Regions from separate parts of the Homo sapiens genome. Here region 2 is linked to region 1. The links are chromatin contacts, found by Hi-C or POLR2A ChIA-PET in ENCODE. All regions are on one chromosome and are shown on one strand. The core of a region is the stretch at or near the end of the contact, and the rest is flanking DNA. Distances in the headings are between cores, read along the strand shown. Region 1 overlaps POLD3 (DNA polymerase delta 3, accessory subunit). Region 2 overlaps CHRDL2 (chordin like 2).

What was found. A loop is a pair of places that touch in the nucleus more often than their neighbours do. ChIA-PET counts read pairs that join two places held with the same protein, here RNA polymerase II (POLR2A). Pooled maps may share reads with other maps.
Region 2: a map of esophagus muscularis mucosa shows a loop between it and region 1 (2.4-fold over the local background). The contact joins two enhancer-like sites. A Hi-C loop is called at or near these places in 8 of 168 maps with a recorded cell type or tissue (K562, aorta, esophagus muscularis mucosa and 4 more) and 9 of 50 pooled maps. POLR2A ChIA-PET finds 5 or more read pairs at or near these places in 5 of 52 experiments (AG04449, AG04450, K562 and 2 more).

What each region holds. Positions count from the first base shown.
Region 1 is chr11:74,635,299-74,639,625 of GRCh38, forward strand. It overlaps POLD3 (DNA polymerase delta 3, accessory subunit), which reads left to right. Exons shown (of 12, transcript NM_006591.3): 11 at 899-977. Among named protein-coding and RNA genes, the nearest start is that of POLD3, 45 kb to the left of the region's middle. Within about 2 kb of position 1,538, at least 3 of the 41 ENCODE cell types and tissues checked have a DNase peak (open chromatin) inside an H3K27ac peak, as active enhancers do.
Region 2 is chr11:74,695,419-74,699,370 of GRCh38, forward strand. CHRDL2 (chordin like 2) reads right to left here. Exons shown (of 11, transcript NM_001278473.3): 10 at 1,787-1,879; 11 at 1,011-1,167. The coding sequence ends at 1,091. It overlaps LOC124902713, which reads right to left. Exons shown (of 2, transcript XM_047427990.1): 1 at 3,252-3,952; 2 at 2,887-3,250. The coding sequence starts at 3,406. The coding sequence ends at 2,926. Among named protein-coding and RNA genes, the nearest start is that of MIR4696, 23 kb to the right of the region's middle. RefSeq lists an enhancer at 1,206-2,405. Within about 2 kb of position 1,658, at least 24 of the 41 ENCODE cell types and tissues checked have a DNase peak (open chromatin) inside an H3K27ac peak, as active enhancers do.

The sequences.
Region 1 (4,327 bases), core at 288-2,787:
TGAAGAGAAAATGGGACGAAAGAGACCAGTGGAGATAAAAGGAAGTTGATACTAGTAATACCTATTTTGAGACTAAATTAGATAGCTATAATGTTGAAGTGTCAAGGCTGGCCAGGCGTGTTGGCTCACACCTGTAATCCCAGCACTTTGGAAGGCTGAGGTGGGCAGAATGCCTGAGTCCAGGAGTTTGAGACCTGGGCAACACAGGGAGACTTTGTCTCTACTTTAAAAATATCTGGGCATGGTGGCACATGCCTTTTAGTTTCAGCTACTTGGGAGGCTGAGGTAGGATGATCATTTGAGCCCAGGAGTTGGACTGTTGCAGTGAGTTATGATTGCACTTCTGCATTCCAGCCTGGGCAACAGAGCCAGAACTTGTCTCTAAAAAACAAACAAACAAAAAAAGAAGACAAGAAATGTGAAGGCTGACATAGCAAGTATCTACAGCAAGGGCATATGCCACAGAAATCCCTGGTGTGGTTTAGGGGCCATCCCTGTGTACTCCCATAATATCTGTCTCAGCCCTCACTACACTGTATTGCAGTGGTCTGCTTTCCTTCTCTCTCTCCTCCACTAAGGTCCTTATCCTATATGTCTTTTTAACCATGCTGCCTGCACTACCCAACAATAGTTTATTGACTGAATGAACAGAACACAGTTCTTTCTTCAGCATGCTACTTTCCTTCTTATGAACAATGAAGTATCAAGCCTGTGTATATAGTGGGCGTAACTTGTCTGTGTGATGGGGTTGGTTCTCTAAAACTAATGTAGAGTTTCTCTTTCAACTTTTTATCATAATGGAGTATTGGAGAGTGATTAGTATAGATTTAAAAGCTTTTGTTATTTTTCTGTATAACATAATTGATCCAGCTTAACATTGTATCCTCTGACCTTTTAGAGCTCAAGTGGAGAAAACAAAAGAAAACGAAAACGCGTACTAAAATCTAAAACTTACCTGGATGGGGAAGGCTGCATAGGTAAGACAAATATTTGGCTCCAAATCCAGAGATAGAATCTCTTATTACCACAGAGGCACCATAATCCCTTTTAGAACAGGTACATCTCAAACTTTAATTTACATGTGAATCATGCCCAAGTGGTACTGATGCTGTTTGTCTATGGCATACACTTTGTGTAGCAGAGTGTAAGTCAGAACACCTAGGTTCTTGTTTAGGTCATAGACTATAAAAATAAGCACTGAGATCTTGGCTAAAAGTTATGTCGTCCCTGGTGAAGAGTTTCTTATCTATGGAATATCTATTTTGCCTAAATGTGCAGTTATGAAGATTCAGGTGGCATAAATATATCCAAAAACAAGATGGAAACCACAGTATGGGCTTAAGATGTTATCATAGACATTGAGAAGCTTTTTTTTTTCTAGAATATTTGTTTTTATAAATTTGAACAGTGGAAAAGAAGCTACAGATGATTAGACTGTAATCAAGAGTCATCTTTGGTATTTGGTTCCATTTGTTCTTCAGAAGGGTATGACTCATCGAGATTGCTTCCTTTATGTTTCCTATTTGTAAGCCATGTTAGGTAAAAGCATGTGCTTGTTATGAAGGCCTAGGGAGGAATTAGAGTTCAGGCTTTGAGTCATTGGCTAGTTCTTCAGCCATGTTTTAGCTTCTTCTACCCTTTCCATAATCACACTAGACTTCTGTGGAGCTTTTAAGATTTAGCACTTGAGGTTTGATGGGATGCTCAGATCCTGGTACTGTATTTTTGTGTTTGAAAAGAGTTGTGGGTTTAGGCTCTTACCTTTGTTAGTTGGATAGCCCATGGTTGTCATTTTGCCTTTTGTGGCACCTGCTACAGCTTGGATCTTCAGAGAAGATTATTTTCCCTGTTACTGATTTTTTTTTTTCCTAGTTCAGACTTGTTTTGAAAAGATTGGCTCTGAAGAATCAACCTTTCCAGGTTCTTAAAACTAGTGAAGACATTTTGTCATCTGTGCTCCCTGTCCCACTATTCCCCACCTCCCAGTCCTCTGAAAAGGCCTCTGCCATTTTAATTGTAACATGTGATTGGGGAGTAAAATTCTTTACGTGTGGAAATTCTGTCTTTTCAGTGCCAAATTTCTTGTGAACCTGTGAATTCTGGACTTTGAATGGGTTTTTTTTTTTCTTTTTCTTCCTTTTTTTTTTTTTTTTGGCTTTCAGTCTTTTAATAGTTGCCATTTTCAAGCCTCTTGGTTTGGCCATGGGTGATAATATATGTGTTTACTGTTGAATTTCTTAATTCAACAGTGCATTTTTTAAATTTAAGAGGACAAAAACATTGGTGCCAGTTTTTTCCTCCTCTTTCTGCCCCAAAAGAAAAAAGTCAAACGTCTTTGTGAGAGTGAGAGTTCATTGGGAATTTGTGGGTAATTATTTATTGCTTTGTTTAAAATATAGTACTCGAGTTTTGGCCAGGTGTGTGATGTGGACTTTTTTGCACTCCTGTCTCCAGACAGGACTGTTAAGAGCCTTGGATGCAGCAGTGAAAACTGTGCTCACATTGCACTTTTTTTTTTTTTTTTAAAGGTTTTTGGTCCAAGCTCAACCTAATGAATCTTGGCTTTGGTTACCAACAAAGGAGTTCTGCTTTCCTCTCTCTGCTCAGACTGTTCCAAATGTACCAGCATAGGGGGCTTGCCCTGTCCTGTGCTGGATCAGATTTGTTCTATGGGTTTAGAAAGCTCATCTTTCTCTCTTTGTGACTTTGCAGCAGAAATTGGGTAGTTGGGCCCCTGAGATAAGTTTGGAGTAGACTTCTGGACAAGGGAATGGGTTTCTAAGAGCAAAGCAGTTAAGTGGAAAAGAAATCTGATGTTACCCACGAAAACCAGGTTTGTTTGCCTTTTTTTAATGGCAACCCAGAAAAGTGGCATGTTGTTCAGCTAAAATAAAGGCCCTATATTTTTAATGGAGACCTCCTTTTTTCTGGGGTTTGCGGTAGCTACAGCTTTGAATATAGAAATATTCCTTTTAGTTCTTACAGTATACTGAATATGCTGCTAAAGAAATTTTGTTGGTGCTGCCCTGACTGTTTTTTAACTCCCCTGAGCAATGTCTCACACAAAATTGGCAATGAGACAGCCATTGATTTCATTAATAAGTAATGAAATAATGAGCTAATTGATGCTGAAGTATAATGTAGACATGCTGCCATTTGAGTACAGAATATAGCTTATGAAGGAGCAAAGTCTTATACCACCAACTAGTAGAAAGTAATTTCCTTTCTGTATCTGTAGATGGCTCTTCAGACTTTTCTAATTTAAGATATTGAATAAATAACAGCTCGTAATTTTGTCCCATTAATTCAGTTACATAATGCTTTTGAAGATGCATGTGAGATGGAGGTGGTGTTCTGGGGTCTAATTGCTGAACGAATAGGTATGCCATGGGAATTCTCTAATTATCTTAGAGCAACATTTCTCAAACTTTGCCGGCTATGTGCATTACTTGAAGATCTTGCTAAAATTGAAATTCTGCATCAGTAGGCCAGGAGTGGGAACTGAGAGTGCATTCCTAATAAGCTCATGGGAGATTCTGTTGCCTCTGGTGTGCGGAGCACAATTTGAGTAGTAAGGCCTTTCAGAATACTTAATATATATCTAAAATTTATCAGTATTTTTTAGCCTCTAAGTGAACATCAAAGTGAATTCTGGGCTCTTACAAAATTAAAGACAAACTCTGGGAACTCTCTGGGAAGGGATTGTTGATTATGCAGCCTTAATGGGATTAGCTGGATAAGAGGGACGGAATGCTCCAGTGGCAATTGCACTTCAACATTTAAAACAGGGAAGGAGAGAACATTAATTCCCAGAGTGTGGTCCCCAGACCAGCAGCATCAGCATTATCTGGGAGCATGTTAGAGAAGCAAATTCTCAGGTCCCACCCCAGATCTGCTGAGTCTGAAACTTGAGAAACAGAATCTGGCAATCTATGTTTTAACAAGCCCTCCAGGTGGTTCTGATGCACAGTAAAGTTTGAGATGATATCTTAAGTAGCAGAGTAGGTATTGGGACACACATACATTTGATTCCAAAGCTTATGCCTCTAGAACAATTTGATATATTTTATTAGAAAGAATTATCAATAAAAGCTCAAGACTGTCATTGTTCTTTAATGGAAAAAAAAACCTTTTACTTTAATCATTTGAGCATTTATTATGCATATTAGGTTACGCTTTTCAGCTAAGAACAAGCTCTTTTCCTTCAATGTTTCTCTATCGCTTGCTGCAACCAGGAAGGCTGAGAAAGAATTTAGATAGCATTGGTTATACAGCTGCCACAGCTCTCTAAAATTACAGAAAGGTGGCATGCTGTTTCTTGTGGTTG
Region 2 (3,952 bases), core at 408-2,907, 60 kb after region 1:
GTGAAATCATTGACATTAAAACATCTTTGAAATTATAAGGATTTGTACATGTGGGCAGGGTAAATAATTGATGGTGTCTTTATTTTATTATTATTATTATTATTATTATTTGAGATGGAGTCTTACTCTGTCACCCAGGCTGGAGTGCAGTGGCACAATCTCGGCTCACTGCAACCTCTGCCTCCTGGGTTCAAGCAATCCTCGTGCCTCAACTTCCCGAGTAGCTGGAATTACAGGTGTGTACCACCATGCCTGGCTAATTTTTTGTATTTTTAGTAGAAATGGGGTTTCACTATGTTGGCCAGGCTGGTCTCGAACTCCTGGCCTCAGACGATCCACCCCCCTCGGCCTCCCAAAGTGCTGGGATTGTAGGCGTCAGCCACCGTGCCTGGCCCTAATGGTGTCTTTAATTGCTAACTGTTGGGCCTTCTCAGAGCATGGTGCCAGGTTAGCAATCTGACCGCCCAGTCTTGGAAATCCTCTGAGGTGAGGCTATCTGGGCTCGTGACACTGGCCACACTGTGGAACTGGGGAAGGAGTGCTAGCCTGGAGCGAGAGATCTGGCTTCCAACTCCAGATCTGCTACTAAGCAGCTCTGCGGCTTTGGGCAAATGACTGCCTGCTGCTCCTCCCTAACTGGGTTTCCTCATTGTAGGGTGTGAAGACAGTGGTGAGGATCCCAGGAATACTTGCTGGGAAAGTGCTTTAAGGCTCCATTAACGCCCTCCCCTGGCTAATTAGAGTCATTCCTCTTTCTGAGGCTCAGTGTCAAAGAGCTGTGGGAGGGGGGCTGCCCGGAAAAGCAGGAGGTGCTGCAGTGGGGGGCCTGGGTGAGGAGGCTGGGGGAGCTAGCCCTGGCTGTGGTGACAACTCACTGTGAGGACTGGGACCATTCTCTATCCCTTCTGGATCTTGGTTTCCACCCCTGTAAAATGGGGATAACCAGGTCTGCCTTGTGGAGTTGCTAGGAGAGCATGCAGGAGACTGGATATGAACCCAGAAGGCAGGGCTGAGGGTAATGCAACTTCTTATTTATTAATATATAATAACAACAATTATACAGCTCATATCTGCAACTGTTAGGTCTTTGTTATGTCTTGGTCACTTTGTCTGGACTGGCCGTGACCTTCAGCTCCAGGGTCTGGGCTAGGAAGACGTTCCAGTGACCTGCATGGAGGAGGGCAGAAGAGGGAAGAGGCGTATGTGTCTGCACGTGCACAACAGAGGCAGCAGCTGGGGGTTGGAAAAGCCTTGGGCCAGGAGGAACTGCAAGGGCCAGGGTTTGGAGCCCACAGGGAGCCTGGAGGCGAGTGTGCCATCACACTGGGTGTGATGGGGCACATGACCCAGCTTTCAAACAACCTTGGGGGACAGAACTGGTTTCCTGACACCTGTTGGTAATACTCCCCTCTGTGACCTCCCCTCCCCGACCTGAAACCCCACCTGGGTCCATCTTCCTAAAAGTAAGGTATAGAAGGAAAGTGGAAACATTCCAGTAGAGAGGGAGTGGGCAGTACCCAGGTTTGGGGGCTCAGACCTCCCCTCTCCACAGCCCTTTCTCCCTCCACCCTCAGAACCAAATCCAGCCAGCTCTGCTTCACCTTCCCGCTCTGGAGTTAGGAAATCTCTGGCGCAGACACCCGCTGGATTCCTGTGCTGGGAACTGACGTCTGTGGCTGACAGCCCCTCCTCCCGGCACCAGCAGCCTGGGAACTCCCCGAAAGGCTCTGGCCCGTGTCCTTGCCTTCTTCCTGCCCCGGCCCCATTCCTCAGCCCAAGCTCCTACCTTCGTGGGGGCCAGCGAGCAGTCGGAAGTGCTGTGCCTCTTTCTGGAAGTCTTGCTTCCTGACTTTCTTGATCTGAGTCAAGTGGAAGATTCCTGAGGGCAGAGACAAGGATGTGAGCAGGCAAGGCAAAAACCTACAGTCGGTGAAAAGTGAAACAGGGTGACTTAGCACAGAACGGACCCAATCACTCCCTCCCCCACCCCATTCTGATCAGACACAAAATCCTGCTGATGACATTTCCTCAATATTTTGAATCCATTCTCCTATCTCTCTGCCACTATCCTCACTCAGGCCCCTGTTGTCTTGTCTGGGTCACTACACTAGAGTCCTAACCCCTTTCACTCCCCCTCTAATCTGCAATCCTAGCTCTGGTCATTAGAACATGTATACGTCACCCTGTCATTCCCCTTCCCTGACGTCCTGTCGCCTCCACAGTGAAGCCTGTTTTCTTCTGTCTGTTCTCTTTGCTGATCCTGCTCCTGTCACCTGCACCATCCTGCTCTCACAACACCCACCTGTCCCCAGTGCAGGGAGGGAGGGAAGTGGAAGGCAGGAGGGAGAGGAGGAAGAAAGGAAAGAGAAGGAGGGAAAAAGGAAAGGAGGGCAGGAAGGGAGGAAGGAAGGTTGGCTGGCTCATGTGAACTGGTCACGCTTTTCTCAGGGCATAGAACATATGATAAAAATCAATAGGTGTGTTTATTCAGATACCAAAGAACTAGCAAGTGGCAGAGTTACAGTGGCTTGCCTGTGCCCTAGCCCTAACCAAGTACTTGACGTCCCCTGAGGAGGCCAAGCCTTTTCAAATGCCGTTCCCTCTGCTGGAATATCTTCTACTATTGCCTTCTATTTCTACTTTTTTTTCTTTTTTTTTTTTTTTGACGGAGTTTCACTCTTGTTGCCCAGGCTGAAGTACAATGGTATGATCTCAGCTCACTGCAACTTCTGCCTCCCGGGTTCAAGCGATTCTCCTGCCTCAGCCTCCTGAGTAGCTTGGATTACAGGTGCCCGCCACCACACCTGGCTAATTTTTTTTTTTTTTTGTATTTTTAGTAGAGACTGGGTTTTAGCATGTAAGCCATGCTAAACTCCTGACCTCAAATGATCCACCTGCCTTGGCCTCCCAAAGCACAAGCTGGGATTACAGGCGTGAGCCACTGCACCTGGCCACGACTTCTACTATTAGCACCAAATGAACTCCTACCTGTGCTCCAAGCCTTAGCTGGGAAGTCTTCCCTAATCCACCCGAGGCAATTCCTCCTTGGGGCACCCACAGCACCTGGCTTCCATCTGTGATTGTGCCTGTTTCTAATGTGCTCTCATTGTGTCTACTCCTGCTTCCTCTACCAGACTGGGGACTCCCAGAGGGCTCTCCTCTCTGGGTCCCTTGAGCCTGGCCCACATTTGGCATGTAGAATGAATGAATCCCTGGATGGATGGATGGATGGATGGATGGATAGATAGATGAACAAATACACACACACACACACACACACACACACACACACACACACACACACCCCACATACCCAGTCTAGGCCAGGCCCCAAGGGGGAATGAGGTATTAGCTGGATCCCCTGATGTTTGCATCTCATGGGGTGCTGGCCACTGGCACCACACATGGCTCTGAGGCCCTGAGCACATGGGCTGTGAGGCTGCACCAGCTGTTACCCACCAAGGTCTCTGGCCAGAAAGAACAGATGCAACCAGCAAGGCCTCTGCTAGGCCAGCACTGCCTTTAAGAAGACCAAGAACTGGCCCTGCTTATGGGAATCAGCGTGGGATTACCGCCAAGGGGAACAGAAAACCCTAATCCTGGGACTGAGTTCCAGGAATCAGGAAATGTCCAGCACTGTCCATGGACCCCCCCAGCCCAGATGCCAAGGACCAGGATATGGAAGAAACTCCAAAGGCCCAGGGATTATATCATAGCGGCAGGCAACAAGCATGAGATGAGATGGGGATGGGTCCTTCGGCACAGGCCTGCCACTGCATGCTCCCGAGTTACAGAAAAATTGGAGAGAAGGTGGCAGGGATGAGGGCGGGTTCCCACACTGTGGTCTGTAAAGCATTAAAGCATAATTGAAAGGACTGGGTCTCTGGCCTGGAATCAAGAGCTAGCCTGAGGGTCATGGTTGTGCCTCTTGCCCTTTGAAGGGCTGTGGCAG